Regions from separate parts of the Homo sapiens genome. Here region 1 is linked to region 2. A link is an interaction called in ENCODE POLR2A ChIA-PET data of the cell type or tissue named here. Cell type or tissue: OCI-LY7. All regions are shown on one strand. Each heading gives the region's core, and the rest is flanking DNA. Links, peaks and the distances in the headings are about the cores only.

Region 1 (17,139 bases), core at 5,571-13,570, 200 kb after region 2:
CATTTTTTACCTGATACCATTTCCAATCTTCTGTGAAATCCTATCCAGACCCTGTACTGACTCCCCTGGCAATTTCAACAAGAAATATTCTACCTTTCACTGCCAATTTGTTTTGGTAGAGGCTGATCTGCAGTCTGAACATAAATGAAAGGGAATCCACCCGCAATAATAAAGAGTGAGCCTGGCCCATCATGATCAGAGACTGGCCCCTAACATGTTGACACAACGGCTGAACTATTTGAACACTGGAATGAACAAGTTGCAACAACTCCTGCAAGTCTCAGGAACTAATGTACGGACAACGACGCGCATTTCACTGACAGAGTCCTGATAATATATTGCAGGAAAACCCACGGGCCAGCCGATAACACTCAGCGTTAATTTGTTTACCCAAAAATTAGAGGAAGGAGAAGTTGGTGATTTGCAAAAAAAGAAGTTTTGGTAACAAGCGTAACGTTGGTGTGTAATTTTCCTAATTGAATTGCCAAATTTCTACCCACCACTGATCTTAATTTATAATAATGCTTCCATCTGTCTCACCTCCAGCATAGGAAATGGGAAGAGGGTGGTCTCTGCCTTAACATGGTAAGAAGAATATCTGCAGGTAGTAGGTAATCTTTAAATTACATGTGTGATACTGGGAATTGCATATAAGCAAATAAGGAAGCTCATTACTTTTCCAGATTTCAATTAACTGTATATTTGTAAAAATGCTTTCAGTTAGCAACATTTTGAATGGTAAAGGGATTGAAATTTACCTAAAAGAAAACCTTTTATAATGGTTTAGCAAATTTCAAGATTATCTAGGGCAGTCTGCATGGCCCTCAGATCATAGTGAATTAGTAATTTCTTGTGCAGAAATTGTCAAAAAACAGGAGGAAGTCAGGTGCCTATCTAGAAACATAAAAATTGGGAATAACACAAAAAGGAAACCTTGACTTCCTACTAGGTATATTAGGCATTTAATTTAAAACTTCATTTACTTTTTAAAAATTAACACAATACATGTTCACAATTCTAAAAACTCAAATACAACAAAACGTTTAATATAAACTTCTTACCCTCTCATTCCCAATTCCATTCCTTACTTTCAAACATTTCAGCAGTTTCTTCTATTTATTTCCATATTTGTATACTCTCTCTCTCTCTCTCTATATATATATATAGCTATTTCTTGATTATTTTGAAAACTTACTGACCACTGAATAATGACCTCCTCCAGGTAAAATGAGGATATCTTTCTTTTACATCAACTCCTGTCCCCATAGGCTTAATGTGATTATATAAAAATTTCTAGTTAAATCAGTAGAACTGGGACAGGCCACAAAGGCTGATCCAAGCCGAGAAATTGGAGAGAATAATGATTTTTTTCTTGGCTAAAGTTGTGTATCCTTGGAATTACTATCAAAGCAGCAAACATGCAATGCAAAAGATCCACCTAAGCATTAGGCTATATATGTATCAACTCTGGCTCTTAGTACCTCCCTTGCTTCCTCTCCCAAGGTGCAGCCTGGGTTCAAGGTCCTAGCAGTCCACACATTGTGAGGACTCCTCTAGATCAGACCAAGCAAGGCTCTGAGGTCATTGCTGCTGAGCTGGCCTTGGTGATGGTGATAAGCATTAGTGCCACGCCAGCACTCCAGAGCTAATACACTATTATAATATACTGATTGGGCTATAATGTACAGTTTTAAAATTCTGTCTAATTTTTTTTAAATCTATAAATTAAAAAAAATCTTCTTCTTTATGTTGATTTCCTGAATACTAAAAATAGTATAAGGGCAACAATTATTCTTGGTACTACTTATGTAATTTAATCATTAAAAGCTACATGTAGATCTAGTATCATGACACCAGAAATTTTCCGAAGAATTTTTTTTTTTTTAGTTTGAGACAGGGTCTCACTCTGTTGCCCAGGCTGGAGTGTGCAATAGCACAATCATGGCTCACTGCAGTCTTGAATCCTTGGGCTCACGTAATCCTCCCATCTCAGCCTCCCAAGTAGCTAGGACTATAAGTATGCACTACCATGCCCAGCTAATTTCTAAATTTTTTGTAGAGAAGAGGACTCGCTACGTTGTCTAGGCTAGTCTTGAACTCCTGGCCTCAAGAGAGTCTATCTATCTATCTATCTATCTATCTATCTATCTATCTATCTATCTGTCTAGTAGAGACAGGGTCTCGCTATGTTGCCCAGTTTGGTCACAAACTCCTGGCCTCAAGCAATCCTCTTGCTTTGGTCTACCAAAATGCTGGGATTACAGGCATGGGCCACTGTGCCTAACTTAAAAAAAAAATAAATAAAAATAAAAGTAGACTGTTTTAGAGCAGTTTTAGGTTCATAGCAATACTGGATGAAAGGTACAGAAATTTTCCATATACCTCCTTCTCCTACACGTGCATAGCTTCCCCCATCATCAACATCTCCCACCAGAGTGGTACATTTGTTAAAACTGATGAACCTGCACTGGCACATCATGATCCAAAGTCCATAGTTTACATTAGGTTTCACTCCTAGTGTTGTGCAGTCTATGGGTTTAGATAAATTTATAATGACATACATCTATCATTACAGTATCATACAGAGTAATTTCACTGCCCTAGAAATCCTCTGTGATCCACCAACGGTCTTATTATGTTTTTCCACAAAACTGCCTACAATCTTCTTTAAAGCTGTATTTAAAATAGTTAATGAATTTGACATTTCTGACAACCTTTATTGACTTTTTCTCTGTTGATCATAAAAGCCATAATATTTTTACTGAGAAAATACTCTCATATGTGCTGAGGTATTTTGTAACTGCAGAGTCAATTCTGCTCAATGAAGGATATTCTTAAGGGGGTTATTGAATTGTATAAATATTTTGGTCTAATTATTTTAAAGGTACTATATCATACCCTTTATTCAGAGTGCCTCCTTTTTTTCAAATACATTTTAGGAGACAAAATACATTGAATAAGTTTTTTCTATCTGCAATTATTTCAATGTTTTGCCAATTTTGATGCTGCAAAAATCATAGGCTTCTTAGTTTTATTTCATTCGCACATGTAATATAAATTACTATTTTAAAGTAGAGGTCCTTGAAAAGATTTTTCTTGCAAGTTGAGATATTTAAAAACACAGAATTTCAAAATTAAATTTTGTTCACCAGGCAAGTTACCATTGTTTAATTTGTTCTGTTCCTTCCTTGCTTTTGTAAGAATAAATTATGTCTTTCTATCTGAAAAATTTGTTTTTAATAACTATAATCACTAAAAACTTCGAGAGCCAGTTTGGTGCTCCATTTCTTTTGAATATTTTGATTAAAGTTTTTCTAACTATTTTTGAAAATTTAGAGTTCTCATTTTGGTATTATTAAATTTAGACTTCTCATTTGATATTATTATTAAAAAATAGTTCTTCAAAGGCTTAAATATTTATAAAATCTAATTTAAGATAAGCAACAAAGAGAGAAAATAGATACTTCCAGAATATAATTTTTTTGTTTAACTTTCTTAATGTCAGCTTCATATAAACAAATACGTTATGGTTCACTTCAAATATATATATATATATATAAATAAATATATATATAACTACTTTATATATTAAACTGCTTTATATATATTATATATAAATATATATTATAAATATACAAACTACATATATATGTATATATATGTGCTCAGACCACAGATATGTAACTATATATAAATATATAAACTACTTAATATGTGTATGTTAAACTATTTGTAAGTTTTGACAACTATAGCTTTGATTTTCCTGCTGCTTATTTAAAAGCAACTATGGATTATGTATGCACTATAATAGGCTTTGGCTCCGTGTCTCCACCCAAATCTCATCTTGAATTGTAAGTCAAGAATTGGGGTTTGAGAACCTCCACCTAAATTTCAGAACATGTATGGAAATGCCTGGATACCCAGGCAGAAGTGTGCTGCAGGGGCGAGGCCCTCATGGAGAACCTCTGCTAGGGCAGTGCAGAAGGGAAATGTGGGGTCAGAGCCCCCACACAGAGTCCCTACTGGCGCACCACCTAGTGAAGCTATAAGAAGAGGGCCACCATCCTGCAGACCCCAGAATAGTAGATCCACCGACAGCTCTCACCGTACACCTGGAAAAGCCACAGACACTTAATGCCAGTCCATGAAAGCAGCCAGGAGGGAGGCTATACCCTGCAAAGCCACAGGGGCAGAGCTGCCCAAGACTATGGGAACCTAACTCTTGCATCAGTGTGACCTGGATGTGAGACATGGAGTGAAAGGAGATCATTTTGGAGCTTTAAAATTTGACTTCCCCACTGGATTTTGGACTTACATGGGCCCTGTAATCCCTTTGTTGTGGCCAACTTCTCCCATTTGGAACTGCTGTATTTACCCAATACCTGTACCCCCATTGTATCTAGGAAGTAACCAGCTTGCTTTTGATGTTACAGGCTCATAGGCAGAAAGGACTTGCCTTGTTTCAGATGAGACTTTGGACTGTGGACTTTTGGGTTAATGCTGAAATGAGTTAAGACTCTGGGGGACTGTTGGGAAGGATGATTGGTTTTGAAATATGAGGACATGAGATTTGGAGGGGCCAGGGTGAAATAGTATGATTTGGCTCTGTGTCCCCACCCAAATCTCATCTTGAATTGTACTCCCATAATTCCCATGTGTTGTGGGAGGGAGGCTGTGGAAGATAATTTGAATCATGGGGGCGGTTTCCCCCATACTGTTCTCATGGTAGTGAATAAGTCTCGTGAGATCTGATGGTTATATCAGGTGTTTCCACTTTTGCATCTTCCTCATTTTTCTCTTGCCGCTACCACATAAGAAGTGCCTTTTGCCTCCCGCCATGATTCTGATGCCTCCCCAGCCATGTGGAAGTATAAGTCCAATGAAACCTTTTTCTTCCCAGTCTCAGGTGTGTCTTTATCAGCAGCATGAAAATGAACTAATACACACTATAACTAATTCCAGGTAAATTTCTGCTCTATGAGTTTCATTATTTGCTTTGCCAAATTTCATATCACATTATTACTGCAGAAGCAAACATTGTATCTTCAATGTGGAACCTTTTAATTGATTTTACAATAATATTCCTAATAATATTTGGCATTTTGCCTTTAATATTATAAAATGCAATTCCAAATGGTTCATTTTGATTGCATGAAAGAAACCTTTCTATTATTGGAATTCACTAATTTTTGTTTAACATTCAATGACATTGATATAAAATTGGCATAATTGAACTCTAGGAAGTTTATATTCTGCTAATGAAACCAATACTTAAAAAAACTTTCATCTTTAACATGTATAAAAAAGATTTGAAATTATAAATTAGCAAAATTAACTTACTAGTCGTTTGATCTAAATGAAGTCATGCATCATGGAGTGATAGGCAAATGCACTTTCTTTAGTAGCACATGTTAAATTGTCATCTTCCAGTACAGTTTGGTTTAATTAATAACTTTTGAAATAGATGCTGATATTTATTAGATTTGTGTCTTCTGGCTGTCATGTGATTAATGGTATTACTATGGCTTCTATGATAAGAAAAAAAAAGGTGATAGTGTGGATTAGTGTTCAGTCCACATTTACTTTCTCCCCTGATGGATGCTGGATTATTCATATGACATGCGTTAGCCAATGGAATGTGGCAAACCTGACAGGAGTCAAATATTTACATGTTATGTGATCTTACTTGTTTGCATTCTCCTATAAGCTTCCATGAAAAGATCATGGCAGGCTGGGCATGGTGGCTCACACTGGTAATGCCAGCACTTAGGGAGGCCAAGGTGGGCAGATCACTTGAGCCCAGGAGTTCGAGACCAGCCTGGGCAACACAGTGAAACCCTGTCTCTACAAAAAATACAAAATTTGGCCAGGCGTGTTGGCCTGCACCTGTAGTCCCAGCTACTTGGGAGGCTGAGGTAGAAGGATCACCTGAGCCCAGGAAGTCGAGGCTGCAGTGAGCCAAGATTGCACTACTGCGTTCCAGCCTGGGTGACAGAGTGAGACCCTGTCTCAAAAATAAATAAATAAATAAATAAATAAATAACCTGGCTGATTCCTTTCTCAGTCAGCCAAACCTCAATCTGCAGACTCTTGAGGATAAATATAAATGCCTGTTTGCGAAGCCACTGTGTTTCAAAATCGTTTATACACAACATTCTGGTGACAATGCTAATACAGATGGGAAATGTTGACAAACATTTTATGCAAGTTAGCTATTCATCCCCTCAAGTTTTCTGAAAAATGGAAATTAGGCACATCATTTTTAATTAAACATAAACTTTTCTTAGTTTAGTTGTCTAGGGCTAAAAGAGCTTATTGCAAAATAAAAAAAAATATTATCTAACAACAAGATAAATAGTTTTAGATTTCTGAAATAAACTAAATGACAAAACCACTGTAGGAAATGTATTAAGACCACTCTTTATGTGCTCTTCACATAAGTGCAGACTCTACTGCCCACTCATATTTGGCCTACCCTTAACCTATATTTCCCACATTGCCACTGCCTTACCTCCTGGGGACTTCACACATCTTGCAGAAACAGAACAACTAGGTGTTACACAGTGGCTAGCAGAGTCCTGGCATTCAATATTACCTCTGACTAAAAAATGTGAGTGTCAGAGTGCATTTCCTTTTCTTGTCAGCAAGAAATGCTGTCCTCTGAAGGAAAAAAAATAGTTATATTGCATCAAAAAGGGTAAAGGCAGCAGGATCACTTGAGGCCAGGAGTTCAAGACCAGCCTGGCAACATAGTGAGACCCTGTCTCTACTAAATGAATGAATAAATAAATAAATAAAATAAAGCAGGCATGGTGATGCATACCTGTAGTCTTAGCTACTCAGGAGGCTGAGGCAGAAGGATGGCTTTAGCCCCGGAGTTTGAGGTTACAGAGAGCTACAGTCACACCACTGCACTCCAGCCTGGGCAACAGAGTAAGACCTTGTCTCTAAAAAAAAAAATTAAAGACAAAAATTTAAAAAAAAAAAAAGGGTAAGGAAGAGAAAGATGGGTAATTGCTGGTGGTCATTCAGGTTTAACCATGTATTAAAGTGAGTATACTGGTTATTACAAATGCATCTCATGTGCTTTAGATGAAACTTTTAGCAGCAGCTGCAACTACAAAATAGAGGCCTATAAGACCATCATGGATTATTTTAATGCAACTAATAATCATAATTTGTTAAGAACTGATAAATACCAGACAAATAAAAAGGCAAATATGATTCTAGGACAAGTGTATGTTGGGATCATCCCAGGCAAACCATGATGGATGGTCAACCTATTTATATGTGACCTGTTTTTTCTCTCTGGATGCCTTTAGAATCCTATCTTTGGCTCTGGTGATCCGGATGGTCATGATAATATACTTGGTGTGTATCTTGTTTTTGTTTGTTCTATTATGTAAGGGCTCATGATCGTCATTTAAAAAAATTATCTGATAAATTCTTTCCCTCTGTTTTTTCTGGTCTCTCTAGGATTCATCCTTGTCATAACTCATGGATACATCTCTTGGACTGATCCTCAGATTTTCTTTTCTTTCATAATGTTTTCATATGTTTGTACTGTTTTACTTTCTGGGAGATCTTCTCGATTTTATTCTGCAAGTGTTTAATTGAATGTTTTAGTTCAGCTAGCATATTTTAAATTTCCTATGTTCATTCCTGTTCTGATGATTGCCTTTTTATAAAGCATTCTTTCTCTCTCTGAGGACATTAATTATGATGTTGTAACGATTTTTTCTACTTTCTGCACTATTTCTGTATTCTATGATTTCTCTGTTTATTTGGTTTGGTTCCTTATGTTTTTCTCTCAAACTTCTGGAGGTATATGTTGTCTCCCTGAATCTGTGAGGGACTAAATAGCTACCTGGACATACTCTGTGTGTGAAAGAGGTTTTTAACTGGTCAACTTTACAGTAGGCTAATCTGGCAGGGATCCAGTATTTTGCTCTGGGAAACCAAATTTTCAGTATCTGTAGATACTTTTTCTTGGACAGGATACTCTAATTTCCCACCTAAGCAGTATAATCTTGATGTCTAGCATCTTGAAATACAATCAGAGAAGGAGGTTCATTTTTACTTTTCCATGTATCAACCTGTATGTAATGCTTCATTTTTGCACCATTTTACAGGAGGACATCACATTTGCCTGATCTTGTGTGCCTGATCTCTCTGACTCCGGAGTCTCTTATAAGGTATTCAGAAAATGAGCATTGTATCTCTTGCAGAGTGAGTAAGGAATAGTCACTTGATGTTTAGGGGTAAAGGAAAGGATTTGGTATCTGGTTCTTCAGCAGATTCTCAACAAGTTTCCAGTACTGCCTGCTGTAGTACCTAATGCTTCTAATGTCTGAGCCTCTCCAAGTTTTGCAATATGAATTAGCTACTTCTTGTTGGGTTTATCCTCTATAATCTAAAGTTTCAACTCTTTCCCTATTTTAATCAGTATTATGGTCACAGTTTAAATCAGTTATCACCCTTCCGGTTTCTAAAATTAGATTGACATCTATATTTGCTTTTTTTCTCATTTCCCCTCCTTCTTTATGGATTTATAGATTATTTATTCTTTTATTTAACTTTGGTGAGGGTTTGGCAGGGAGCAAAGATAAATACACATGTTCACTCTGCCATGTTTAAGGGGAAGTTTGTGCTAGTCTACTGCATTTAATCATTAGCAAGGTTGCCAGATTTAGCTAATAAGAATACAGGAGGTCTCAGTATAATTGTTTATTGCTGCCATAACAAATTTCCACAAATTTAGTGGCTTAAACACAGCACACACTTATTTTCTTACAGTTCTGGAGGTCAGAAGTCCAAAATCAGTTTCACTGGACTCAAGCTGAGGTATTTGCAATGCTGGTTTCTTTAGGAGGTGCTGAGAGGAGAATTCATCTCCTTGCCTTTTCCAGCTTCTAGGGGCCACCTGTATTCTTTGGCTTGTGGCTCCTTGCCCCATCTTCAAAGAGTATCATTGTAATCTCTGCTTCTATCATCACATCATCTTCTATGACTCCTCCCGCAACTTCCGTCTCATAAGGACACTTGTGATTATACTGGGCCCACCAGACAATTTTGAATAATATCCCCACTGCAAGATCCTTAGCTTAATCATTTCTGCAAGTCCCTTTGGCCATATAAAGTAACATTTACAGGTTCTGGGGATTAGACATAGACATATTTGGGGCTATTATTGAGCCTACCATGCTCAGTTAAACTGGAATTTCAGATAAATGACAAATATACATGGGGCATAATTATACTAAAAATTCTTCTGTTTTTATGAAATTTAAATTTGACTGGACATAGTATTTTATTTGAAAACCTATGCTTAGAACAAACTTACGGAATAGTTGGTATTTACAGCTTAGCAGTAAAAAAGTTGACATTGGAAAGGTTAAATAACATGCCCAAGTTCACACATACTTTAGTGGTAGGAGAAAGTTTTAAATCTAAATCTGTTTGACCTCAAAGTTCATGCTTATTTCATCCATCTTTTCTTTGTTTCTTCCTGTATTTCTTTTTTTTCTCTCTCTCTCCCTCCCTTCTTTTCTTCTTTCATTTTTTAAATTATGCTTGCTGTAGACTGAATGTTTGTGTCCCTTCAAATTCATACGTTGAATCCTAACCCCCAATGTGATGGTATTTGAAGGTAGGGCCCTTGGGAGGTGATTAGGTCATGAGAATGGAGACCTCATGATGGGATTAGTGACCTTATAAAAGAGATCCCAGAGAGCCCCCCTTGTCCCTCCTGCCATGTGAAGTTACAACAAGAATATGGCAGTCTGTGAACCAGAAAGTGGAACCTCACCAGACACTGAATCTGCTGGTTCCTTGATTCCGGACTTCTCAGCCTCAAAAACTGGGAGAAATAAATTTCTGTGGTTTATAAGCCACCAAGTATAGGTATTTTATAATAGCAGCCCCAACGGACTAAGATAATACTAATACTTAAATACATTCTCCCTGTAAGATATAAACAGCTGCCCATACTTCTCTGACCACACAAGTTTGAATCTGAAACTTATGTTTCAGATCCAGTTTAGTTTCCATGAATTGATGAAACATTAACAAAGTAAGAATTTCATATGGCTTAACATATATATCACTTGGCATACACAGAGAACGAAGTGCTCTGATTAATAAAATACTATAGTTAATAGAAAATCAAATATAAATCATAAAAGGAGAACCGCTTTCCAAATATCTAGACAAAAACACATGATATTTAGGAGTATTTTTATATGGAGAATAATTTTTTCTTGGTGATCCAAGAGATATTTTAGGATCATAGAGGAACTCTGTATTTTTATTCCGAATATTAGTATGTTATAGATGTGCCAATGTAATGATAAGAGTAAACAGAGTATTCTATTAAACTCCAGTGAATACTAGAATTTCTTATATTAAAATTATTAGGATCTCATGTGTTCTGGTGATTTCTACTGTGTATATCAGAGGCAGCAAATATGTTCTATACTAGATAGTAAGTAATTTCAGCTTCGTGTGCCTAACAGCCTGTTGCATTTACTCAGCTCTTCATTTTATACTAGAAAACAGCTATAGATAATATACAAGCAAATTAGAGAAGCTGTGTTCCAATAAAACTTTATTGAGAAAATGGGCAGTTGGCTGGATTTGACCTGAGGGCTATAGTTTGTTGATCCCTAATTTATATGCGGATGGTCCTTAAATTTCTACCACATTTTCTAACATTTCTCTTTAATGATATAGTTATATTTCTAACATTGGCACCTTAAGCCTAAAAGATCTAAAACAAAAATCAGAATATTATTTCTAAATCAGATGGCTGTACTACCAAATCTATTTCTCTTATAATTTCTCTTTCATCTTTTGTTCTCCAAAGTTCACTTCTCTTCTTTGCTTTCCAACTCTTCCAATCAGTTCTTAATTTTCTCATTTCTACTTTCAAGATATGTTTCATATCTGTCTTTTTCCTTCATTTCCTTTGTTACTGTCTTAGTTCAGGTTTTCATTAACTTGTCTGGACTCTTACTGTGGTCTCACATGTAGCATCTCTACTTCTGTAACCTTTCTGGTTCTTCATAGCTACCCCTGCCTGTTTAATCTTCCCATAGCATAGGACTGAACATAACACTTCTTAGTTCAGGAGACATCATAAGCTCCCGATTGTCCCAAAGCAATGTTCAGTCTTTCATAATCTGGATCCACTCAACTTCACCAAATATTATTTCTCATTTGACTTCCTTATAAGCTCAATTCCAGCTGAGGTAGACAACTTACTTTATCTTTCACGTAAACTCTGTGCTTTCCATTCTTCCTATCTTATATATTTTCTTGTGTTATTTGCCTATTTGTCTAGAACTGCACTGGCCAATATGGTAGATATTAGCCATACAGTTCCTCAGTAGAATTAGCTACACATCAGGTGCCCAACAGCTACCACACTACCTCACTAGTATGGTAGATACTAGCCAGATGTAGCTACTGGAAAGATAAGATCCTCTTCTAGACAGAAAAGATATAGAACACTTTTTTTTTTTAAACAGAGCCTCCCTCTGTCACCTAGGTTGGAGTGCAGTGGCACAGTTTTGGCTCACTGTAAGCTCTGCCTCCCAGATTCAACTGATTCTCCAGCCTTAGCCTCCTGAGTAGCTGGGAACATAGGCGTGTGCCACCACGCCTGGCTAATTCTTGTATTTTTAGTAGAGACAAGGTTTCACCATGTTGGCCAGGCTGTTCTCAAAACTCCGGGACTCAAACAATCCACCCACCTCAGCCTCCCAAAGTGCTGGGATTACAGGCATGAGCCACTGCACCCAGCAGAACATTTTCATTACTGTAGAAAGATTTATTCAATAGCACTGCCCTAGAACTTCCTCCTCACATTGCCTCACATTTAATCCTGTGTGATTTCTATTGCCTAGAAATACTACCCTTATTTCTGGTATGCTATGGCACACCACCCCTTTCTGTCATAGCATTTTATTGATGTTGGGCTTATGGTGTTACTACCTCCGATCCTGGAATAGAGTGACTTAAAAATATGCTATGCTCTGTATAGACTGCTATTTTCATTTGTTTCTTTATTAAATTTCTTTGTTAACAATTAATCCCAATCCATTATATAGTAGGTATTCAAAAAAGAATTTGACAAGCCTCATTGAAATATTCTTTAAAGTTTCGTATATATGAAAACATTTCTCTAACAAAGAGTAATGACTTTGCTTCATAAATTTACCAGTTGGAATTAGCATGAAATTTGGGACAGGGAAACTGTTTGTAGGAATATTATATTTTAGAAAGCCTAATGATAAATCGACATGATTTCCATCAATTTATTTTCACTGGTTTTGGCAGGCAGCATAGTGTAATGAAAAGAAGATGGATGTGGGTACCAGACTACCCTACTTTAGAATCCTGTTTCATCGATTACTGAGCCAGCTTAGCCAAGTGACTTAATTTCTCAGAGCTTCATGGAGATGGTAATAGCTACCCGCCTTAGTTGAAACTCCTTGATAGCAAATGGTAGAAATAGAATCAAACTAGCTTTTTAAGAATAAAATGTTAATGGACTCATGTAACTGAAAGCGTCTTCAACATGGCTGGATCCGGGTGCTCAAATAATGTTATGGCTCCATTTTCAGGCAAAACTCTGATACATGATAGTGAGATGGCCACTAGCAGTTGCAGGATCATATGCTCTTTACAACTCAGGATCCAAGAGGAACAAAAGAACTTTTCCTTAACTCTAGCAGCATTCCAGGGGGTACTGTCATTGGTCTGTCTTTAGTCAGGAACATCCCTGTATCAACTGTGGCTAGGATATGAGCGGTCAGATAAGCCAAGCCTGGATTAAATTGATATGAGAAGGGGCAGGGAAGTGCTGGGTAAAGAAGGGCGGGGTCCCTGGCTAGGGCTCCATCCTTGAGCCTGTGCCCATGGACCTAAATGACGACAGGCATTTCTGTTTTCATGCCCAAAAAGTTGTCTTTTGGCCAGCCACGTTCCCCATCCTGTGCCCATAAAAACCCCGAGACCCTAGTGGACACACACACAAGTGGCTGGATGTTGAGAGGGGCAGAAGAACACATCAGCAGACACCAGCAGGCCAGTGATGGTGGAATGATGCATATGCCGAGGAGAATATGGCTGCGGGCAGTTGGAGGACAGTCCAGCCCCTAGGCGGCCTGACTCCAGGGGAAGACCACCTTCCCACTCCATCCCCCTGCTGGCTCCCCATTTATCCCACTTGGAGCTACCTTCATCACCCCATAAAATCTTATGCTCAACCTCCAAGTTCACATGTGATCTGATTTTTCTGGTACGCTAGGGCAAGAACCTGGGATACAGAAAACCTCTGTCCTTCCGATAAGGCAGAGGATCTAATTGAGCTGATTAATATAAGCCGCCTACAGATGGCAAAGCTGAAAGAGCACCCTGTAACCCGCACTCACTGGGGCTTCAGGAACTGTAAACACTCAACCCGAGACGCTGCTGTGGAGTTGGAGCCCAAAAATGCTCCCTAGGACCTGCCCATCTGCATGCACCCCCTAGGGGTTTAAGCAGATGGGCACCAAAGAAGCAAGCCACACCCCTGTTGCATGTCCCATGAGGGGGATAAGGTGACTACTCCCATTTCAAAATGACCACACTGAGGCCTTGGGCAAGGGGAACAGTCAGGCCCACCCAGGCCTATGAATGATATAGAATTGCTATAGAATGGAGGCTGGCTGTTTCTTTAAAGAAAGGAACACAGGACAATCAAAACAGGTTATGTCCTCTAATTTAAGAGGTGCTACATTGTACCACTCCAGAGGGCACTCTTACTGTATTCAATGTGAACAGTGTCTGCTTGAGTTGGGCAACATATAGGATCTCTCTCCATTATAGGTTTGGAGGCCTGCTGGAGATGGGCAACATATAGGGTCTCTCTCCATTATAGATTTGAAGTGATGGTTAAATGGTAAAATATAGATAAAATGCCAAGCAATTAGTAGATACTCGAAAAAATCTTTTTATATTTTGCACCAATCTTTTCCACTTAAACTGAGAAAAAGGCATATTATTCAACACTGATTAAGGTCTGTATTAGACCACTCCAGAGTTACTAGCACTTGTTCTGAAATAATAAAGAAATTATAGTTTCTTCTAATATTTCACCTCATATAACATTTTACAGTCAATGCAAAGGGTCATGACTCTACCAAGATTAAATAGTTTACAGATGGTCCTGCACTTAATTATTAGTACCTCTAGAAATACCAATATTAACCCAAGGTTGCTTTGTAACTGTGTTATAATTCAAATAATATGGTAGATGGAAATCTGGCCTCCATTGACCTTTACTTCAACCAGAGAAGTTTTCTATTTGTCAGTTTCACATTCAACAGATTGACATTTATCAGTTTATCAACAGTAAAAATTACTTTTTTTGCTAATGCAGAAATCTTCAAATACATAACATAAGAAGTTGAGACAATTTTTTTTCCTACATAGTCAAGTCCAGAAGTAGGCCATGCAAACTCTGGTATGATAGTTCCACTAAATTATTAGATACCCATGTTCCTTTTGGCTTTCTCTTCCTATATCTTTAGAGTCCAGCCCTATCTTCATATTTTTAAGAAGTCTGCCAGAGCTATGGCCATCAGGTTGACAATTCATACAGCCTGGAGAGAAAGGGAAAGAGCAAAAAAGGTACCTGCCATTTGATTTAGACCTCTTAGAAGAACTTTTTTGGACATCTCATATTGTATCTTCTTTTGGCTAGCTCTTTGTAATATAACCACACATGTAAAAGAAAAGTGCAGAATCTAGTTTTTATTGTTTTCAGTTGAGCATACTGCCATCCCAAATAAAAATTAGGGATTTGTTAATAAGAAAGAAGGGGAGAGTAAACATTGAGTTGGCAACTAGCATGCTTTATCACTTACAAATTAGCATTATTTCTAAGATTTTGTTTGCATAAAATGTTCTAATCTTTAAAGAAAAAAACCTAAACACTCTTGATGTAATCAAACTCTGGGACAAGAAGGTTCATCATACCATTAACTCAATGGTGTGATGCTCAAAGAAGGCAAAGTGGTGGCGACATTCACAGGTTAGATTTGAAAAAGTGTTAAACAACTCTGTTCATTATGAACATTTTGAATAAAAGTTATAGCCCATGGGCACCCTTCACTACTTCCCTAGGATGCTTTTGAAAATGGAGTTCGTAGATTTAAGCATGTTTTCATTCAGCAGTTCCTTATCACAGTGTGCCTGTACCCACTTGGACCAAGAGCGGGGTTAAAATGCAGCCAAACAGGAAGTGGGTGGTGTGTGCAGTGCCACATCTTGGAGCTGTCACTAAAGCCCAGGCTGCCCTCTGGGAGGTCCTCAACTGGGTACATGTTTCAGCCCATCCAGCTCTCATTCCTTTCTTCCCCTTCATGACCACAGGGTAGTGATTATCTCAGCAAGGCAAATGGCTCATTAATGTAGTGGGGAGCCAGATTGAACATTTGGAAAACACCCACGTATTTAAAGGGGCCAAAATGAGCTTTCTGCTCAAGCTGCCAGCTGGTTTGCCTGTAACATCAGCTTGCTCAGAAGAGGGGAGGAAATCATTTTTGCCAGTACTTATTCAGGTTGAAAAATTATGGCTTTATTTTTATTTTAGCAGTCTCTCAAGTGAAGGGTTGATTGCATGATCTCCTTTCTTCACTGCTGGCTTCAACCCTACATGTTCCTCAAGAGCCAACTTGTCTCATCTTCAAGTAGTTTGCCAGATCGCTGAAGGCCTTAGGAGTCTCTCCTAAAACATGACTCCATTCACTGATAGCACAGACCATGTATTTGGTATTCATCACACATTGCTTTGTTGGGTTAGTTGCCTTTTTCTGTTTGGGTCTCCCATCTCCCTAACTGAATTTAAGGCCTCTAAGGTCTAGGGAACCATGTAATTTATTATCCTAATTGGAACACTTTTGAGAATAAAAAGAGATGTTATTAATAATTACATTGGGACACCTCCCACAAACCTGAACTCTCTGAGCAAATTATGTGTGTCAACTCTATTAAGGTCAAAGGACATTATTTACTGCTTTTCTCTGATCATCCACAGGGTCTAGTGTAATTCACTTGCAAACGGACATCAAACTCTTAAAAATAGGTAGCTTAGCAAAGCAACAAACAATTCCGCTTACAACAGCCATAAAATAGGTGGAAGAGGTGAACAGGTTCCTACTAGTGGGAGATTTAATATTTCAATATAGGAAGTAACCACAAGGTAGAAAGATTTCAATAATCAGATAAAGACTGTTCACAGTAGAAACCAGTCTAAAATTTATGTTCTTACCATTACGAAGCCATGGGGTCCAAACAGGCACTCTTAGCACAAGAGTAGAAAGGAAAAAGTATTTTCAATGGGCATTTTCGTAAAGTGTATTCTTGTTTCGGAAGCATCAGGCATCCTAATCATCACACTGACATCCACATGGGACTGTGCAAAAGGAAACAGGGACAGAATCAGATAGAAAAATAGACTCATAATCAAGACATTATAAATTCTCTGCAGTTAGTGCCCTTCCCTAATATAAAGTTTCCATGTCTCCGATTCCCCTCCCTCTGCTCCTCTCTCTGTTTTGCCTACATCCTCAGATTCATACATGTCACCATTTCAGCTATGACATAAAGACATTTTGTCAGGCAGAAGAAAAGTTGGGACCTTCTCTCCCTGTGTCTCTTTCTTGGGAAAAACTTTTCTGGAACTCTTCAAGATGACTTCCTTTGATATTTCATTGGCCAGAATTGGCCTCATGACTATTTCTAAACCAGGCACTAACAAAGGGAAGATTAGGGACTTGTCTTGGACATAGCACCCCGATGCTGGTAAGGAGGGGAGGTTATCTTTTCCTGAGGCCTCAATTCAAACAGTCGCTCCAAATGTTGTTAAAGATAACTTTATTTTTAATCAGATACTGTGCCCAGAGTGGTAGATCAAGTTACAGTCCTCTTGTAATGTGGATAGTGACATCTGAAACATGAGTTCTCTATATAGTATACATTTTGTATATATCCCAGCATTTTTTATAACTTTCATCATTACTGTTGAAAATGACATAGGGTGATATTTGCCTTCTTCATTAACTCCTACTAAATACATCTTTCTATCTAAAT
Region 2 (14,332 bases), core at 1,933-9,932:
CCTCAAGCCGGAGACGCGTGTGGTGCGGCGCGATGCGGGCGCCAGCGCTGTGTGTGCTGGCGGTGCGCTGCCTTAGTGCGGGGGAAAGTGGAGGGAACGGTCCTGCGGGGCGTTCTGTCCAAGAAAAAGGACTGCAGCCTCGGGGAGCCAGGGTCCCCTCGCAGACGAGCTGCCAACGCCGCGGAGCCATTTCTGTTCCACCCTAGGGGAGGAGTAGGGGGATATCTTTTAAAAGTTTAATTGCAAAATAAGTAGGTTAGTAAGGCCATTTGTGGTTGCTGTTTCAGTAACTTCAGCAGTCAACGGAGAGAAGAGTGGAAACCTTACTGGATGCGGACAGGAGAGCCAGTTACTGAAAGCAGATATAACGCGGATCCTGTAAAGAGTGGTGTGTATCCAAAAAAAAAAAATCTGTACAATGTATTTTAAAACTTGTGTGCACAAAACTGAAGATTTTCTTTTTTACCTAGTCCAAATGCCGTCCTAGCCTGAGTCCTGCTCTTTATAAAAATAAAATAAAAAGAATTTGAAGCTTGTGAAAGTATTAAGTGTAGACATTCAAGTTTATTTGAAACCCTACCAAAAAAAAAAAAAAACAACCTTAAAAACCAGTGTAACAGGAAGGCGGGAGCCTGCTAAAACGATTAGGCCTAAGACAGGGTTAACCCCAACTCCATTAAGGAGAAGGGGGAAAAGAAAAAAAGAAAGATGAAGGGAGGCAGGCAGATGGAGAAAGCAAACAGGAGGCAGAAGTTGAACTCTACCAGATGGAAATAAATATCCCGACCTTAGTTGATCATCAATATTGCAAAACACACCACTTTGAGTGTTTTTTTTTTCTTTTTAATACTGAGCTAAAGGATATAGAAATGAAGCAAAAATAATGACATTATAAAACAGGAGAAAACGTTTTATTGTTTAAAAAATATGTAAAACTCGATTTGAAAAAATAACTTCTAGATTATTTTTTCATTAGTACACATAACTAAGTAGTTACATGTGAAAAAATTAAAGAGTGGTTTTTTTTTTTCTTATAGAACTTTTCAGATAGAACTCTGCTTAAAAATAGTAATTTCACTGGAGGCATGAAACCTCTTTTACTACTCAAAAAGAAGATCGAGAAGCAAAAGTAAATTCATGAAATTACCATAACACTAGAATAACAACTCCTGGTCTCCCACCTAACCTGACCCACCCTTAGTTCCCTGCTTTCACTTACATTGTCGTTAATGTGTCACTGAGTACAAATTAGGAGTCAAGTGAAAGTTTTTCTCTTCTAAACCTGGTCTCCAACTTGGCCTCTCGGTCATGTGCTTAAATTGTCTCATCTAAAAAACAGAAATATTAAATCAACAAAATGCTAGGATTGGACTCAGACTTCCCCCAAGCCCTTGTTCTCCATACTATTTTTAACTGCCTGCACTAGCAGCAGCAGGACCCCTTCTGAAAGCCTTATAAAACCAGTTGAACAGGGTTAACAGAAAGTTTAACCCATAGACTCAGGGAGAGTTACTTCCCGCACTGAGTTTTTCAAATTATATATGTGTGTTTCCCACCTTAAATCATCCCATTAGGAGACAAACTGATTTGAGAAACTACAGTAATTTTTAACTTGGGAATCTACAGAGTACTCAGAAAAAAACTGGAAATAAACATTAGTCTTAAACGTAAGCCTTAGATGGTACATAATGTTCATTGCTAATAGTTTTCAATTCCTGACATATATATGTTTAGTCACATTTTCTGGAAGTTTAGTCAGGCCCTTCCCATCTGGGAAACAAGCAGGTATTTCTGGACAGCTTTTGAATTACAAAGGTGCTTTCTGTGTTGTTGTGCTAAGTTTACCAAGGCTCTCCCAAGTACTTTATTATTATCATGCAATTTGATAGTAATTTATGAAATTTTTTTTTTTTTTTTTTGAGATAGAGTCTCGCTCAGTCACCCAGGCTGGAGTGCAGTGGCGCGATCTTGGCTCACTGCAGCCACCGACTCCCAGGTTTAAGTGATTCTCCTGCCTCAGCCTCCCGAGTAGCTGGGATTACAGGCATGCACCACCACGCCTGGCTAAATTTTGTATTTTTAGTAGAGATGGGGTTTCACCATGTTGGCCAGGCTGGTCTCAAACTCCTGATCTCAGGTGATCCACCCGCCTCGGCCTCTCAAAGTTTAGGGATTACAGGCGTGGGCCACCACGCCTGGCCTGTCTAATTAATTTCTAAAACTTAGAACATTTCTAATCAAAGTATTAAAAATCTTAGGAATGCTGTCAAAACAAATTCAAAAAATGAACCTGGGTTTTAAAATAAGTTGACAAATAAAAGCACAAATATTAGATATTGTTTCCCCAGTTGGACCCGCCCTTTCCCTGAAGGCACATTAGGGCCAGGGCCTTCCAGACTGAGCCAGAGGCAACCTGCCTGTTGCTAGTCAGCTAGCTGCAGTCACTAAAGTTGTGCTTATTACGCACCTACTTCCAGATAGAGTGCTAGGTGTCTAGAAAACTCACAACTTAACCAATAAGTACAGAGTCAAGTGAGAGTTCTTGAGAGAGTGTTAATGGCAAATAGAGACAGGGCACTTATTTATTTGTGTGTTGCGGGGCAGAGGGAAAATAAGAAAACCCCAAAAGTGAATGATCTCAGCTAAGCCAATGAAAGTGACCCAAGATTAGTTCTCCTTGGAGGAAAGGAACGGGCTTGATCTTGGAGTATCTCAAAGGCATAAACCAAGGAGGATAAGTATTGTTGAAAAAACTGGTAGATGGAGGCAGGCATAGGGTACTTGAGAGTACTCTTGAGAGTGTTTTTAGCAGACAGATTATATGATCAGATTTATCTTTAAATAAGTTAGCTTTTCTTGTGGGCTTATGTCTTCAACTAGATACCTATGCCTCTTATTTATCTATTTTTTTGTTACCCGCAGAAAGGAGAAGACCACTTTTAGTTGCCTCCCTGCTAGCACCCTGACTTGCTCTGCTTGAATAAGAATCCAAGGACACAAGCTAAGACATTTGCACTGGGTTTAGATCTACTGCGATTCACAAAACACAAAAGAACTTTCAGTCAGAGGGTGACACATAATGATTTTAGACAAAACTCAGTTTCTTCTGGTGGAAGCTATTCAGATTGTTTGGAGAGTGGGAGGAAAAAGGAGTGAAGCATCGCTTAACAACAAAAGTAATAATGCAGGTTATTATCATTTTATCATTAACAATGCATCAGTGCTAAGTGTTTTACATGCTTTCTATCTCTCTCTTTTTATTTATTTATTTATTTATTTTTTTTTTTGAGACTCACTCTGTTGCCCAGGCTGGAGTGTGGCGGTGCGATCACAGCTCACTGCAACCTCCGCCTCCTGGGCTCAAGCTTATCTTTCCACTCAGCTTCCTGAATAGCTGGGACTTCAGGCACGTTCCACCACGCCTGGCTAATTTTTGAATTTTTTGGTAGAGACGGGGTTTCACCATGTTGCCCAGGCTGGTTTTGAACTCCTGGGCTCAAGCGATTCACTCACCTCAGCCTCCCAAAGTGCTGGAATTGCAGGCATGAGCCACCGCACCCAGCCATGCTTTCCCATTTAATTCTCTAAGAAACCCAATCGAGTGAGTATAGTTGACAGCATTTAACATATAAGAATACAGTCTTAAAGAAAATAAGTAATTTACCCAAGGTTTTACAGCCAGATTTGAACTCTCAAGTCATGGACTACAAAATTTGAGCTCTAAATACCTGGTAGGGTTTTCAAGGGAGCTCCTGATATTACCTTTCCTAAAAAGGACCTTGAGAAATAAAACCTGATAAAGTTAGAAGACCATCTGGAGATGAGTAGAGATAGTAGTAGGAAAAAAAAAATCAAAACTCAAGGCAGCTGAGGGGACATCTCATAGCTGACATAATCTGTAAGATACAGCTACATTTATTAAAAGGCCCACTGGAAAATGAAACAAGGAACATATTAAAATGTTAATCTGCCAAATAATTTAACTGGAATGAAAATTATCCCTAGGTACAGATAAGAGAAAGTAGCAAAAGTGCTTTCTATTTAAGACCATTTAAACTTTTCATTTCCCCTTTGGCCTAAATTGACAAAAGGAACCAGGGGCCTGGTCAGTTCCACAATCTCTCTTGCCCAGCAACTGAGGCGGGCCCTGGAGGGTTCGGTGGGGGAGGTGGGAGGGCAGCAAGGAGGGATGGTTTTGTGTCCAGGTCACTGTTGAATCTGATCAGTGGCCTCCGGGAATTCTCACTCAACTTTCTACTGCATAGCTGCAGGGCCATTTCTCAAAGCTGGGCTCCTCCCCAAACCTTCTCCTTCCTGGTGCCAGAACCTCCTGGCCTATCTCTTTTTAAAGCTCTCACCGTCTATATTGTCACCGGAGGCAACCACGTGGTGGTCAGGGTTACTGAGTGTTTATCTGCACCCCCCAGCTGCCAAAGACCTCTTCAATTTTAAGGTTTAACAGTAGACAGCCGGGCGCGGTGGCTCACGCATGTAATCCCAGCACTTTGGGAGGCCGAGGCGGGCAGATCACGAGGTCAGGAGATTGAGACCATTCTGGCTAACACAGTGAAACCCCGTCTCTACTAAAAATATAAAAAAATTAGCCGGGCGTGGTGGCGGGCGCCTGTAGTCCCAGCTACTGGGGAGGCTGAGGCAGGAGAGTGGCGTGAACCCGGGAGGTGGAGCTTGCAGTGAGCCGAGATCGCGTCACTGCACTCCAGCCTGGGCGACAGAGCGAGACTCCCTCTCAAATAAAACAAAACAAACAAACAAACAAAAAACAGTAGAGTGGGGAAAGAGTTAATAAGAATTAACTCTGGAACATTGGAAACTTTGAAAAATCGTACAAAGTTCTTACAAATTATGATCCTGGAGTATAGTATTTATAACTTTCTGAAGGGGGAAGTGGGGTACATGGACCTCCCCTTCCTTGTATTCATTTAGTTTTTGAAACAGGGTCTCTCACTCTGTCACCTAGGCTGGAGTGCAATGGCAGGATCACAGCTCACAGCAGCCTCTACCTCTCGGGCTCAAGTTATGCACGGCCACTCCCCCCACCCCTACCCCGCAGCCTTGCCCATCTCAGCCTCCTGAGTAGCTGGGACTACAGGTGCGCGCTACCATGCCCAGCTAATTTTTTTGGTTTTTGTAGAGACAGGGTTTCCCTATGTTGCCCAGGCTGGTCTTGAACTCGTGGGCTCAAGCGATCCTCCCTCCTCAGCCTCCCAAAGTGCTAGGATTACAGGCGTGAGCCACTACGTTCAGCCTCCCCTTTCCCTTAAACTAATGAAGCAAGGGATTGGGACTTCTCACTGGTTCTCCCAATGTGTTCCCCAAACCAGCAGCATCAGAGTCTTCCTGGGAACTTGATAGGAATGCAAAATTTTGCCTTCATTCTAAACCTGTGAATTAAAAACTCTGGGGATAGGGTACTGTCTAGGTACTAATGTTGGAGAACCATTGCTGTGAAAAAGTAATGGCAAAATTCTGTAATTAAAAACAACACTGAAGAGATACCTGCACTTCCATGCTTATTGCAGTACTATTCACAATAGCCAATATATGGAATCAACCTAAATGCCCATCAGTGGATGAATGGATAAAGAAAATGTGGAATATATACACAATGAAATATTCAGCCATTAATAAAAGCATGAAATCCTGTCATTTGCAGCAACTTGAATGGAACTGGAGGTCATTATGTTAAATAAAATAAGCCTCCTTTTTCCTGTGCTGGAAAAACAAAATAATTTTAGAACAATTGAAGAAAAATAAGCCAAGCACAGAAAGACAAATATTGCGTGTTCTCACTCATATTGGGAGCTTAAAAAGTGGATCTCATGGGGATGGAGAGTAGATTGATGGCTAGATGGCTACTAGATGCGGAGAAGGCTAGGTAGGAGAAGGGATGAAAAGAGATTCACTAATGGGTACAAAATACAATTAAATAGAAGATTTACTATCTAGCATTTGATAAATCAATACAGTGACTATATTAAATAGTAATCTATTTTATATTTCAAAATAGCTATTAGAGAATAATTTGAATGTTCTCAGTATAAAGAAAAGATAACTGTGTAATGTGATGGATGCCCCAATTACCCCAGTTTGATTATTACCTATTATATGAATGTGTCACAATATCACATGTACCCTGAAAATATGTACATCTATTAGGTATCAATAAAAATAACCTGGCCAGGCACGGTGGCTCACGCCTGTAATCCCAGCACTGTGGGAGGCTGAGGCGGGCAGATCACGAGGTCAGGAGATCGAGACCATCCTGGCTAACACTGTGAAACCCGTCTCTACTAAAAATACAAATAAAAAATTAGCTGGGTGTGGTGGCAGGCACCTGTAATCTCAGCTACTTGGGAGGCTGAGGCAGGAGAATGGTGTGAACCCAGGAGGCGGAGCTTGCAGTAAGCCAAGATTGTGCCACTGCACTCCAGCCTGGGCGACAGAGCAAGACTCCATCTCAAAAAAAACAAAAAACAAAAAAAAAAACCTCACTTTTTTTCAGGTATATACCATATCCAATAGAAATCTTTTTCCTTAAAAGAAAAAGCACATCAATTGAATAGGTAAAAGCTGCCTTTAAAATGAACTAAGTTTTCAGTGAGTTATTTGCTTCCTTTAGGTTCTATAGTCTGGGTAAACTCCATTCTTCCCAGTTTCTGAGACAATAAGCAAGCCACAGCTACTCTTGTCCAGTAATGGTGTTCACATTTTGCTCTCGAGAGAGGATAATACTCAGGAAGCTTGGTAGGATACCCATATAATCAAATGTTGGCATATTCTATACTTTATTTTTACTTTTTTTTTTTTTTTGAGACGGAGTCTTGCTCTGTTGCCCAGGCTGGAGTGCAGTGGTGCAATCTCAGCTAACTGCAAGCTCCGCCTCCCGGGTTCACGCCATTCTCCTGCCTCAGCCTCCTGAGTAGCTGGGACTACAGGCGCCCGCCACCACGCCCGGCTAATTTTTGTATTTTTAGTAGAGACGGGGTTTCACCATGTTAGCCAGGATGGTCTCGATCTCCTGACCTCGTGATCTGCCTGCCTCGGCCTCCCAAAGTGCTGGGATTACAGGCGTGAGCCACTGCGCCTGGCCTATTTTTACTTTTTGTATACTTTATTTTTACTTTTTCTTTTACTTTCAAAGAAAAACAGCAGGGCTGGGCATGGAGGCTCACACCTGTCATTCCAGCACTTTGAGAGGCCAAAGCAGGAGGATAGCTTGAGGCCAAGAATTCAAGACCGCCCTGGGCAACATATTGAGAACCCCCTGTCTACAAAAAATAAAAAATTTACCTGGGGTTGGTGGTGCGTGCCTGTAAGTCCTAGCTACATGGGCCACATGGGAGGCTGAGGCAGTAGGATTGCTTGAGTCCAGGAATTTGAGGCTACAGTAAACTATGATGGTGCCACTGCACTCCAGCCTGGGCAACAAAGCAGGACCCTGTCTCTTAAAAAAAAAAAAAAAGAAGAAGAAAACAAAACAGCAACTTGTTTTTTTGCTTTTTTTGTTTGTTTGTTTGTCTTTATGGAAACTCAAATTTAAAATCTCAAAGTAGATTAGAATTTAGGTGCATTAAGATGAAGTCACAGCCGGGCGCGGTGGCTCAGGCCTGTAATCGCAACACTTTGTGAGGCCAAGGAGGGCAGATCTCGAGCTCAGGAGATCGAGACCATCCTGGCTAACATGGTGACAGAGACAGAGACTCTGTCACCATGGTGTCTCATGGTGTCCCTGTCTCATGGTGACAGAGACAGAGACAGAGGAGCGAGACTCCTGTCTCTACTAAAAATACAAAAAATTAGCCGGGTGTGGTGGCGGGCACCTGTAATCCCAGCTACTCAGGAGGCTGAGGCAGGAGAATGGTGTGAACCCAGGAGGTGGAGCTTGCGGTGAGCTGAGATGCAGCCACTGCACTCCACCCTAGGCCACAGAGCGAGACTCCGTCTCAAACAAACAAACAAAAAAAGATGAAGTCACAACATTCTCTTTAAACTAGGTAGTCAACTAAAAAAAAAGAACATTCATGTTGCAGAAGTACTGTATAACAAAACAAATAAATATAAATATAGAAGGCCTACATATAGATATCCAACATGATTGTGGAAAAGATGTGGACTCTCATGCATCTGAATATACATCAGCGGGAATTCAAGGATTGAAATCCTACTAGTAAATACAATTTAGGATATATTCACTTAATGGGGCATAGCAAGTTAGACACTTAAATTCCTGAAAAGACTATGTTCTAGCCATGGAAGAAAAGTTTTCTAAAGAAAAAAAATAGTTATGACTGGCATATCAAAGAGCATGTATTTTTCTTTTGAGACCAAGTCTTACCCTGTTGCCCACGCTGGAGTGCAGTGGCATGATCTCAGCTCACTGCAACCTCCACCTCCCAATTTCAAGTGATTCTCGTGCCTCAGCCTCCTGAGTAGCTGGGACTACAGGCGTGAGCTACCATGTCCGGCTAATTTTTGTATTCTTAGTAGAGATGGAGTTTCACCCTGTTGGCCAGGCTGGTCTCTAACTCCTGACCTCAAGTGATCCACCTGCCTCAGCCTCCCAAAGTGCTGGGATTACAGGCATGAGCCACCGCACCGGCCAAATTACATGTATTTTCTGATGAGGATGAGGATGAGGATAAAGTGATAGCCTCCCCACTATTTTGTGTTCTCTCATCCATTTACTTAATAAATACTTATTTTCCCTAAGTGAAGCAGAAGCAGTCTTCAGCTAGATAATATAGTGGGCCTTCTGAATCCTCAAGTTCTGCACTCATGAATTCAACCAACCATAGATTGAAAATATTTGGAAAAATCTCTGGCACAGTGGCTCACAGCTGTAATTCCCGCACTTTGGGAGGCTGAGGTGGGAGGATCACTTGAGCTCAGGAGTTCAAGACCACCCTGGGCAACATGGCGATACCCCATCTCTACAAAAAATACAAACATTAGGCATGGTAGTTTCAGATACTTGGGAGGCTGAGGTAGGAGGATGGCTTGAGACTGGGAAGCAAAGGTTACAGTGAACAAAGATCACGCCACTGCACTCTAGCCTGGGCAACAGAGGGAGACCCTGTCTCAAAAACAAAGAAAAGAAAAGGAAAATATTCTGAAAAAACAAAACAAAAAAAAATAATACAACAATAAAAATAATACAAAATTTTAAAATACAGTATAAAAACTCTTTACATAGCATTTACATTTTATTAAGTATTGTAAGCAATCTAGAGATGATTTAAATTACAGTCATGAGCTGCATAATGACATTTCAGTTAATTAGAGGCCACTTGTAAGAAGATTCTTCCCCTAAAATTATAATACCGTAATTTTACAGTTCGTCTTATAAATATCATTATGTTTAGATACACAAATACCATTGTGTTACAATTGTCTGCAATATTCAGTACCTTAACATGATGCATAGGTTTGTAGCCTAGGAGCAATAGGCCATATACCATATGCCTTAGGTGTGTAGCAGACTCTACCATCTAACTTTGTGTAAACACACTCTATGATGTCTGCACATGATGAAATCGCCTACTGACGCATTTCTTAGAACTTTAAGCAATGCATGACTGTATACAAGAGGATGTGCATAGGTTGTATGCACATACTATGCCATTTTATATTAAGGACTGGGGCATCTTTGAATTTTGGTATCCTTGGAGGTCAGGGACCCAATTCTCTGAGGATACCCAGGGAGAGCTGTATTCACAATCTGATGTGGTTGAATGTTGTTGGGTCGAAGAAAACAATTCCCCAAAATATGACACTTTGCCATACTGACTGCTTTGGAAATTGAAAGTCCTGAAAAATTAGCCTCAGAACCACGGTCTCTCTGTGACCTTTCTCCTTTCTCCCTGCCTCTCATATCCTCTTTCCCAAAGCACCAAGAGAGACTCTGGAATGTCCTTATCTGACTAAGAGAGCTTAAGTGCAGTTGTCTTAATACTCCCTTCCAAGAAATCTGGTCAAATAACCAGGAAAGAGCAACCACCAGAGAAGAGCAGAGACTGGAGTTACTATGCTAAGACAGATTTTTCATCTATTCTTCTGAGTGCAGCTCCAAGAAATTACCTGGGGGACTCTATCTGTGAAATATGACAATGGTTGTTCTTGCCCAGCTCCACTCCTCACCTTCCCATAATGTCTGCCTTCAGCCTCCCTAATCTATCCATTCTCCCTAATGACTTAATACCTATCACAACAATTATATACATTCCCCATCTCCCCTTGAAAAAGGGTATATAAGTGTCTGAATCTGTGATATTCTGAAATATACATGTGGTTTCCCTCCTGCTTCCTGGCATACAACCCCTAAAATCCTTGGAATCTCCAAAGTTCTTTCTTTTTGTATGCTAAAGTAGACTGATAGCTTCAGAGTAAGACTGGTCACCTGAAAGCCAAAAGCATGATTAGAGGGTTGGGACTTTCAGCCCTACCTTCCAACTTCCACCAAGAGGAAAGGGGCTGAAGGTCCACTTGCTCACCAGTGGCCAATGGGTTAATCAATCATGCTTATGTAATGAGGCCGCCATAGAAACCCAAAAGGACAGGGTTCAAAGAGCTTCCAGATAGCTGAACATACGGAGTTTCCTGGAGGGTGGTGGGCCCAACGAGGAAATGGAAATTCCATGCGGGTATACCTCACCCGCCTAGAGAGGAGGTCTTCGGAATCCCAACTTGAAGCCAGTAGACCAGAAGTTCCAGAGGCCTGCTTCTTGATGAATAGATAATGAAGAGAAAAAAAAAAAGGAAGAAAGAAAAAGAAGTTCCAGAGGCCTGCTTCTTGATGCATAGATAATGAAGAGAAAAAAAAAAAAGGAAGAAAGAAAAAGAAGTTCCAGAGGCCTGAGCTTGCTACTGGTGTTTGGGGTGGTGGGCAGTTTTGGGGTCTGAGCCCTCAACATGTGGGATCTGACATGATCTCCAGGTAGATAGTACTGGAATTGAATTGGAGGACACCCTTTTGTGTTCACTGCAGAAGTGATTGGTTGGTTGGTGGTGGAGAGAAATTCCCACATATTTTGGGGTCACAGAAGTCTTCTGTGTTGATTGTTATTGTGTTGGCTTAAGAGCAGAGAAAAAACATGGTTTCAGAATTTTTTCTGAAACAGTACCACACTGGGTATTAGGGCAATTACTCTGTGATTTCCTCCCCATGCATATTAATAAGTTTGCATACCTAGTCTCCTGTTCTACCTGTTGCCAAATTTTCAGTGAACCTTCAGAGGGCAAAGTGAAAGTTTTCCCTTTGGCCCTAAAATATGAAAGCAAAGCATCCTTTTATTAGCATTAAAGCATGCGTTAAAAACATTCCATATTTGCATGGTTTTTATTTAAACCTTTCATCAAGCAAAATGTAGAAAATATTATCTTCTGAAAGCCAATTTGAATTTTAACTGTAATGCTGATCATCAAACTCAAAGAATGGTTGCCATGTGTTTTTTTGTTGTCGTTTGTTTTTAATGTCTGACCCTACTGCTTATTTCACAAGTAGATTTAAAAAATGAAACAGTAGTAAAAGATAAACCATTAGAGTACTCAAGGAATGGTTCTTTTCTTGGTTTTCTCCCTTGTAGAAACAAAGCTGTCTGTACACTATTTAGATGATGGGAGATTGTAATAGTTAAGAGAACTTCTATCTTTATACTCAAAAAGTTCTATCCTTAGTCCCTTTGAACAGATGATGTTCTTGCCTTTTTTTAAGGAGCTTTATTGAGATATATTTTACATATTATAAAATCCTCCCATTTCAAGTGTGCAATTCAAGGATTTTTAATTTACTGAGTTATGCACCATTACTATAATCAGTTTCAGAACATTTTCATAACCTCTGATACAATTTCACCTTGCCCCCTGCCCCCACCGCCGCCCACCTCCACACCCACCTCGCCCCCAGGAAACTGCTAGTCTATTTTCTGTCTCTATAGATTTGCTTTTTCTGGTAATTTCATATAAATAAAGTCATATAATAAGTGGTCTCTTGTGTCTGACCTATTTTGCTTAGCACAATGTTTTTGAGATTCATCCATGTTTATCATGTATCAATAATTCACTATTTATTTACTTATCTATTTTGCAGTTGTATCTTCCTAGAATTTTCTCCTGAGAAAAATTATCTATCAGGAAAGCTTAATTTTATAGTTGCATGGCAGGCTGACCTCGACAGACTTTTGAAGAGTATTTCCACTTCTTTCCATGGCCTTTCCCTTTCAAACATTCTTCTCTCTTATCTAATGCCTTCAAGATGTCATTTCTTTATGGCTTAACCTAGGCAGTCCCCTCCTAGCCCCTTACCTGATGCAGAATTAATCGTGCTCACTTGTGGTGCCTAGCATATTTCAAACACCCACACCCCAACATCCAACTGCACAAGGAATAAGTTAACTGAATGAGAGGGAAAGTTTCTTCCTCAAGACACTCACTTCCTAGTATCCTCAGGAGAGGGAGAGACACACATTTCAGGTTGGAAAGAGAGTAATGAGCGGACTGTGGTTACATCGTCCAAGGACAAATATTCGCCAGATAATTTAGCCAAGAGGATTTAACTAAACAGTTAAGCTCTTAACGGAAGCTTTATTTAGGCTAATTCTAACAAACACGATCAGCAGACAAGTTCTTTTTAAAGAAAGTTCTCTTTCATCTGACTAAAAAGAAGGAACACATTTAAACCAAAACAGGAACTACTCTGGCAATATATGTGTGCAAAAATAAGCACCCTATGGGGCTCTTTTTAAATTAGCCAGAGTGCACAGAGAAATCTTTGAAAAGAAAACTCTGGGGGAAAAACATTTTTCTTGATTTCATAAACACTCATTGTTTAATCATCTGAAGAAAAGGCAAACTTATGATTAAATTCCCCCTCCTCCTAAACTGATGAACTCTTAGTTCACCTCCTCTCCCCAGCCTGATGTACTTAAGGAGGCAGGAGAAGTAACTTGAAAACCAGCCTACCAGAGAAGCAAGAAGTGGCCTAGGAGGTCCTAGCCTCAAACTGGATGCACACACATAAGGCTGCGCCTTGCAGGTCTGGCACAGAAAATAGTGTTGTCAAGTTGCAGCCATAGTATATTAATATGCTATTTACATTTCATAAGCAGTGGATAACTGGCTTCAGTTTATTTTGCTAACTTAAAAAAAACCATTAACTTCTAGGACATCACACCTAACCCTTTCCTCTCCCCCATGAGCAAGACAGTCATAGAATTTCAATCAGGACCCTTAGAACCTCTGAGACCAGCTGTAGCTTCCATCCTTACCAATTGTTCAGATATGGCCAAAGAAGTGCTATTTATATGCTTTTCTGGACTTAATCTGATGAGAAGAATGAGTCTTAAACAGAATCAAGATACAATTATGTGGCTTATGTGGCCGGGTGCAGTGGCTCACCCCTGTAATCCCAGCACTTTGGGAGGCTGAGGCAGGAGGATTGCTTGAGCCCAGGAATTTGAGACCAGCCTGGACAACATAGTGAGATCTTATCTCTAAAAACAAAAACAAAAACAAAAACAAAAAACTTGAGGTGACTAAATATGAAGCAAATACTTTTTTGATCCTCCTACCTCAGCCCCCTCAAGTAGCTGGGACTACAGGCATATGCCATCATGCCCAGCTAATTTTTGTATTTTTAATAGAAATGGGGTTTCACCATGTTACCCAGGCTATGAAGCAAATACTTTACAGATTTAAAAATAAACAAAAAGGCTAATAAGCTGTGTAAATAAGATAGGAAGAAATTTTACAAGAAATGTGGGTTTGGAGAGCATTGCTATAAATAAACAATAAATTTATTTTTGAGCTTCCTGATATCAATTAAGAAAAAAGAAATGCAATAAAGCATATGGCCTTCTCTTAAAAAAAAAAAAAAGAAAAAAGAAACTATCAAAAGAAAAACACATATTAGCATTACACTCGAGTTAGTGGATCACTTCATAATTAGATCTTGATAGAAGGAACAACTTCACATAATTTTGTAAGACATTCATGCTTCAGGTTGCTCAGTTTTTTTTTTTTTTGTTGTTGTTGTTGTTTTTGAGATGGAGTCTCGCTCTGTCACCCAGGCTGGAGTGCAGTGGTGCAATCTCGGCTCACTGCAACCTCTGCCTCCCAGGTTCAATTCTCCTCTCTCAGCCTCCCAAGTAGCTGGGAGTACAGGCGCACACTACCATGCCCGGCTAATTTTTGTATTTTTAGTAGAGACAGGGTTTCACTATGTTGGTCAGGCTGGTCTCAAACTCCTGACCATAGGTGATCTACCTGCCTCGGCCTCCCAAAGTGCTGGGATTACAGGCGTGAGCCACCGTGCCGG

The links. Peaks named below come from ENCODE experiments on the same cell type or tissue, not always from the same donor. Only the 100,000 strongest peaks of a DNase experiment are listed, where the experiment ranks them.
Region 1: POLR2A ChIA-PET joins it to region 2 with 12 read pairs; 20 of 35 experiments call an interaction of 5 or more read pairs at or near these places.

The regions. Positions count from the first base shown.
Region 1 is chr12:92,341,213-92,358,351 of GRCh38, forward strand. LINC02391 (long intergenic non-protein coding RNA 2391) reads right to left here. Exons shown (of 5, transcript XR_007063404.1): 2 at 16,319-16,462. LOC105369902 (a long non-coding RNA gene) reads left to right here and starts at 8,133. Exons shown (of 3, transcript XR_945203.3): 1 at 8,133-8,195. In OCI-LY7, for the core only: no CTCF peak of the experiment used is centred there; no DNase peak of the experiment used is centred there.
Region 2 is chr12:92,146,375-92,160,706 of GRCh38, forward strand. BTG1-DT (BTG1 divergent transcript) reads left to right here. Exons shown (of 3, transcript NR_135036.1): 2 at 288-388. Among named protein-coding and RNA genes, the nearest start is that of BTG1-DT, 7.5 kb to the left of the region's middle. RefSeq lists an enhancer at 1-123. In OCI-LY7, for the core only: no CTCF peak of the experiment used is centred there; no DNase peak of the experiment used is centred there.